2 separate regions of the Homo sapiens genome follow, and region 2 is linked to region 1. The links are chromatin loops, found by intact Hi-C in ENCODE. Cell type or tissue: PC-3. All regions are shown on one strand. Links, peaks and the distances in the headings refer to the core of each region. The heading gives the core; the rest is flanking DNA.

Region 1 (2,915 bases), core at 120-2,619:
GGTTCCAGTGAGCCAAGATCACGCCACTGTACTCCAGCCTGGGCGACACGGTGAGACTCTATCAAAACAAAAAAAAAAAAAAAAAAAAAAAAAAAGAAAAGAAAGAATGGGTGGAGTAGACAGAAACAGAGCGGAAGTAAAAGTTACATTTCCCAGTGTCAACGTTACTGGGTTGTTTCCATTTTAGAGTCATATAGCTCTATTGTCTATTGAAAGTCAAACTTAAGTTAATTTTAAAAATCAAGAAAATTTGGCTTTAAATAAAATATGCTACTTTAAAAACCTACTTGTTTAATTTACAAAGTCATTTTTTTTGCCAAAGAAGTTTATGTGTGAAGTTATGTATGAAGTTATGTAGAATTTATGTAAGAAGTTGTTTCCTTGTCCTGAATTTGCTCAGTGAGGACTTAATCACTTGGACAACTGTGAAAAATGTAGATTTCTGAGTAGTCTTCATGACCTATTGAGTTAAAATCTCCAAGACTGAGTTTACTTATTTATTTATTTAAATAAACAAACAGAAAATTACCCTGGGCGTTTCTGTTACAATGCCAGGCTTGGGACCCACAGCTTGTCCCCAACTAGAACAGGGCAGAGGTAAGCCATGGTGAACATCAGAGGGTAGTCTAGGACTGCCATAAGTTTGGTGCCAGGGCATGGCCCTTAGAACTTAGGGAAGAAAGAAAAAGAGGATTTGGTATATTCACGGCATTAATAGTGATGGACCTCGCAACATGCTACCAAATGCCTGCATAAAAAGTTGATTGCAGCCAGGTGCAGTGGCTCACGCCTGTAATCTCAGCACTTTGGGAGGCCGAGGAGGGCGAATCATGAGGTCAGGAGTTCGAGACCATCCTGGCTAACACGGTGAAACCCTGTCTCTACTAAAAATACAAAAAAATTAGCCGGGCATGGTGGTGTGCGCCTGTAGTCCCAGCTACTCGGGAGGCTGAGGGAGGAGAATCGCTTGAACCCATGAGGTGGAGGTTGCAGTGAGCCGAGATTGAGTCACTGCACTCCAGCCTGGGCGACAGAGTGAGACTCTGTCAAAAAAAAAAAAAAAAAAAAGTTGATTGCTTTCATCCATTGGATTGTGTCAAAGCCTCTTGCCAGTACCTTTCCTAATTGAAATATTCAGTTTATTTTGATCTATTTCTGCATGTTTTCCTGCCTTACTCACCTCGTTTACTTATCAATAATTCATCCTCTAAGTTAGTGTCTTTTAATCACCTAGTGGGGGCCCTCATCCCTACTGGCCTTATAAATAATAATGCCACTCTGTCTTGGCATCATGGTTTTTTAGAATTCCGATGGAGTTTGTCCCAGTTTTGCCTCTCTGGACGGTATGCCCAAGCTCATATGCAGCGTTTTTTCCATAAAAGCTAGGAAGACCAGTTAGGCAGGTATCAGGTTGGGGTCATGCATCCATGTGGGCAGCAGGGGGCAGCCTTTCCTTATTTTTTTAGACCTAAGTAACTGCAATCTGAGCTCGGCCACTTGAGGGGGCGAGAAGAATGCGCAGCTCGTGGTGGGGCGAGGACGCGGAAGGGAGCAGGGTTACTCCTGCGCCTCTGTGTCGGGGGCGGGTGGGAGACCGGGAGACACGCAAAGAGCATTTCACGTGTGCAATTCTTGAAAGCTTTCCAGCATGTTCATTTCAACCTAAATTCCTTGTTCTCAGTTGAGGAACTGAAACCCCAAGAGGCTAAAATGAGTTGCCCAATGACAGAGAAGCACCGCGCCCCCAAGACTCCTTAAATTCAGGAGATGCCGCCACATCCTGCCCTTCCGTGAAACCGACCTCCTGTGGCCAGACTGCCGGGCTCCCAGCAGCCCCGTAGCGTGGCTAAACCTCTTAAACTCTGTCTCTTTATCTGTAAGCTAGGAGCAATAATAATACCTACCTCATGGGGTTGTGAGAATTGCATGCGATAGTGCGTGTCGGGGTTAATCATGGTGCCAGAAGAGTCAGTAAAAATGTTAGTGACTGAAGCCGGGCGCGGTGGCTCACGTCTGTAATCCCAGCACTTTGGGAGGCGGACGCGGGTGGATCACCTGAGGTCAGGAGTTCGAGACCAGCCTGGCTAACATGGTGAAACCCTGTCTCTACTAAAAATACAAAAAATTAGCCGGGCGTGGTGGCGCTTGCCTGTAATCCCAGCTACTTGGGAGGCTGAGGCAGGAGAATAGCTTGAACCCGGGAGGCGGAGGTTGCAGTGAGCCGAGATCGCACCATTGCACTCCAGCCTGGCGACAGAGAGAGACTCTGTCTCAAAAACAAAACAAAAACAAAAACAAACAAAAAATAGTGACTTGTTTTCAGAGAGATATCGTAACTGCCCAATAGGTTCACCTTGCCTGCTGTATAGACAGAACCGATTTATCAAGACAGGGGAATTGACATAGAGAAAGAGTAATTCACCCAGAGCAGACTGTGTGGGAGACTGGAGTTTTACTATTACTCAAATCAAATCTTGCCGTCTCCCCGGGAATTCGAGGATCCGAGTTTTAGAGGATAATTTGGTGGGCGGAGGGGAAAGCAGTGAGTCGGGAGTGCTGATCCGTTGGGTTGGAGATGAAACCCCAGCTGCTTTCTTGTGCTGAGTCGGTTCCTGAGTGGGGGCCACAAGATCAGATGAACTAGTTTATCGATCTGCGTTGTGCCAGCTGATGCATCAAGTGCAGGGTCTTTAAAATATCTCAAGCACTGATCTTAGGTTTTACAATAGTGACGTTATCCCCAGGAGCAATTTGGGGAGGTTTGGAATCTTGCAGACTCCAGCTACGTGACTCCTAAACCATAATTTCTAATCTTTTGGCAAATTTGTTAGTCCTATAAGACAGTCTAGTCTCCAGGCAAAAAGGAGGTTTGTTTTGGGCAAGGACTGTTACCGTCTTTGTTTCAAACTAGAAAC
Region 2 (2,915 bases), core at 253-2,752, 220 kb before region 1:
TCTTTTCCACTGATCAGAGCTGACTGGCTATTTAGAGACCTGCAGGTGGAGAGCAGAAATGGTTTGCTCTTTTCACTCCTCCTTACTCATCTACTCCAATCCCCCATCTTTGCCTGGATCCTATGGTATTAAGACAGGGAAGAGGAGGTCAAGGGGAAGGGGATGATGTCTCTTCACTTGCCTGGAGCTGTTTGTCCCATCCCTAGCTGCTGATGCCCTTTTGCGGGGCAAGCATCCAAACGGTATCTTTCTTACTGGGTGCATTTGTGGATTCTTTAGATACCTTGTAGGAACACCTGCATTTCACATTGCCTTGTGATCCCCTTCAATTCCTGTGCTTGTTAAACTTACAGCCTCTCAGTGCTGGGGTCTCATTTGAGGAGGTACCACTTTTGGGCCAGGAACCTTCACCAAGGTTCATCATTCCCATGGCATCCACGTGGCCCCTTTTGCCCTATCAATGATAGGAATACCAGCTTGCTATCATAACTTCCCACTAATAAGGCAAGAGGACTCTTTGCTCTCTCAGACTCTGAAGGTAGGTGTTCATTGCTGTAACAGTGAAACAGCAAGAGAACTAACATAACTAACTCCATTTTTGTTTCAGGGACCTTTACCCATGCCTGCATGTAGGCTAGGATAATTTTAGAGCACTGAGATATTACGCAAAAACGGCAATCATGTAGTTTTAAAAACTAACTCTGGGATTAAAGGAGACTTATGTAAACAATTGCATGAAGTTTTGTTAAAGATTTATAGGAGCATCATGACCTGACCGAAGACAAGAAAGTTCCCCGCCTCCTCAGACCCTCGCTGGTGCCCGGATGTCTGAGGTCATTGGTCACCTCTCCATCCCAACCCCCTCCTCCTCCTCCAGCATTAACATAAAAAGGGTACAATTTGTACCGACTTAAGATGGTACTTTAAGATGCAATTCCATCATCGTCTCGGTTTGCTGGCTCTCCGAATGAACATGCTTTTCCTCCCACCAATTCGTGTCTCATGCTGGGCTTTTGAGCAGTGAGCAGCTGAACCTGGGTTTGGCTACATTGCTTCCTGAGTTTCTCTCACCATGTCACTCCCCTAGGGGCACCAGGGTGGGTCTTCTGGGACTTTGTGTTCAACCAGGAAGTGGCTAAGAAACAGACCTAACTTCTATAGGATAAGTAAAGGACCTAAGCCTCTTGGAGACGGCCTTTCCTTGCCTAGGGCATGTGGGAGAAGGAGCTATAAAACTCTACTCCCGTGAATTTCCTCCCTCTAGTAAACACTCTTTTTCTTTATAGCATGGGTTGCTGGTGAAACAAAGGCCAATGGATTGTCATGGCATTTTTAATGTCTTACAGATCTGTGTCTGGCACTTCTTTAAATTATTTTGGTACTAAATGCCTATTTCTTGTGGCCTTGAAATTCTATGACATATGAAAATGTTAATTTTCATATGTCATTATAGAGGCAACCACAAGAGGGCAATATTTCAGCAGCCGAAACAAAACCCTAGGAGAAGATGGCTGCCTTCCTCGGAGTACACCGATGTTGCTCAGATGCCTTTGGTCTACCTAGGTTGAAAGCTAGATAGAAAGTTCAGAATTGGGACAAGGTAAAGGGTCACATCAGGAAAATGCAAAGACGGGAAGGTGTAGCAAGACAGCAGCACACCAGTCTGGCAGACAGACAAAGACTAGAAAATTTGGGAAGAAATCTGCAATTGAGAAATGGGAAGTAAAGCACTCTTTTCTCACCTCTACTCTTACCCTACAAACCTGCTCCAGGCTATTCCACTCTGTGGTAGGCTGAGTCTTCCAAGAAGGAGACACCCAGCAGGATCAGAAGTCTGAGCAATTTCTTTGGGAAAATACAGAGGGAGAAGAAGGAAGAAGCCTGGCATTGGGAAGGCAGCGAGAGCCATCAGATAGTGATGGGGGCGTGAGCATTATGAAGGAGAGAGTCAAGGTGGGAAGACTGAGTGGAAGAGTCTGCGATTGCAGTGCAGCTCTAACAAAGTCCAACAAGTGCACCGAGTTCTTCTTGAGTTTACATTGCTTACCTGAGTGGCTCCCTGCCAGCCACAGTCATTAGCTAGGAGCAGTCTGTGGGAAGCATGACCTAACTAAGACATGAGAAGGATTTTGGAGCATAGCAGCTAGGGCTGCCAGTCAGCTATGCTCCCTGTCGTTAGAGATGTGAGAGGGGCATTTGCAGGGCCACTGCACACCCTAAACAATGAGTGAATGAATGAACGAATGCCCTTTTCTTATCCTTGTTTAACCATTACGTTACCATCCAATCTTATATCTCCTTTCCTGCAAAGCTTTTGAAATACAAGTACATACCCACTGTTATTATTTCCATACTTCCCATGCATTTTTTTTTAATCCGCAGCAAGTTGGATTCTCCTTGCCACTGTCCACTGAAACTGTTCCAGCCAAGCTGATCAGTTTTCACATGCAAACTGACTTCCCATTTATTTGCCCTGTTTCCAAGGACTGCATGAATTTGGAGCTCAGAAATAAAGTCAATTGGGGAAGATAATGGTGGATAAGAGATATTTGAACAGCCAAAAATGTGAGAGAAGGAAGGGAGATAAAGCTTTGAATATTTTATAAAAGAGGAGGAAGAAAAGAAGAATACTGAGAGGTTAAAGAAAGTGTGGACTTTAAAAACAACTTCTGGGATATTGAAAAATCTTTTCAAACAGGCGAATCAGGCAAACCCAGGGACTTTGTGATCATATGAAATCGAAGTGAAAAAAATAACCAATCAAATCTTCCATCTTCTGGCTAACTTCAGATTTGCCAGAAGAGGTCAGCAAAGACATTAACATCAGTCTTTGCCCTCCCTCGAGGCAGGATGGTGGGTTAGAAAGTGCTTTCTGCCACTTTGCTTAGAATTTATGCAGGGCTTCCATTATCCAT

The links. Peaks named below come from ENCODE experiments on the same cell type or tissue, not always from the same donor. Only the 100,000 strongest peaks of a DNase experiment are listed, where the experiment ranks them.
Region 2: a loop joins it to region 1, with 11 times the contacts of the local background. A loop is called at or near these places in 4 of 110 quality-filtered maps.

What each region holds. Positions count from the first base shown.
Region 1 is chr7:142,782,028-142,784,942 of GRCh38, reverse strand. It overlaps TRB. Among named protein-coding and RNA genes, the nearest start is that of PRSS2, 13 kb to the right of the region's middle. In PC-3, for the core only: CTCF peaks have their summits at 595 and 1,458 (motif pointing right); a DNase peak (open chromatin) is centred at 1,442; H3K4me3 peaks cover 519 bases; H3K27ac peaks cover 355 bases.
Region 2 is chr7:143,002,196-143,005,110 of GRCh38, reverse strand. No RefSeq gene overlaps it. Among named protein-coding and RNA genes, the nearest start is that of OR9A2, 23 kb to the left of the region's middle. In PC-3, for the core only: CTCF peaks have their summits at 1,268 and 1,473 (motif pointing right); no DNase peak of the experiment used is centred there; H3K4me3 peaks cover 1,274 bases; H3K27me3 peaks cover 435 bases.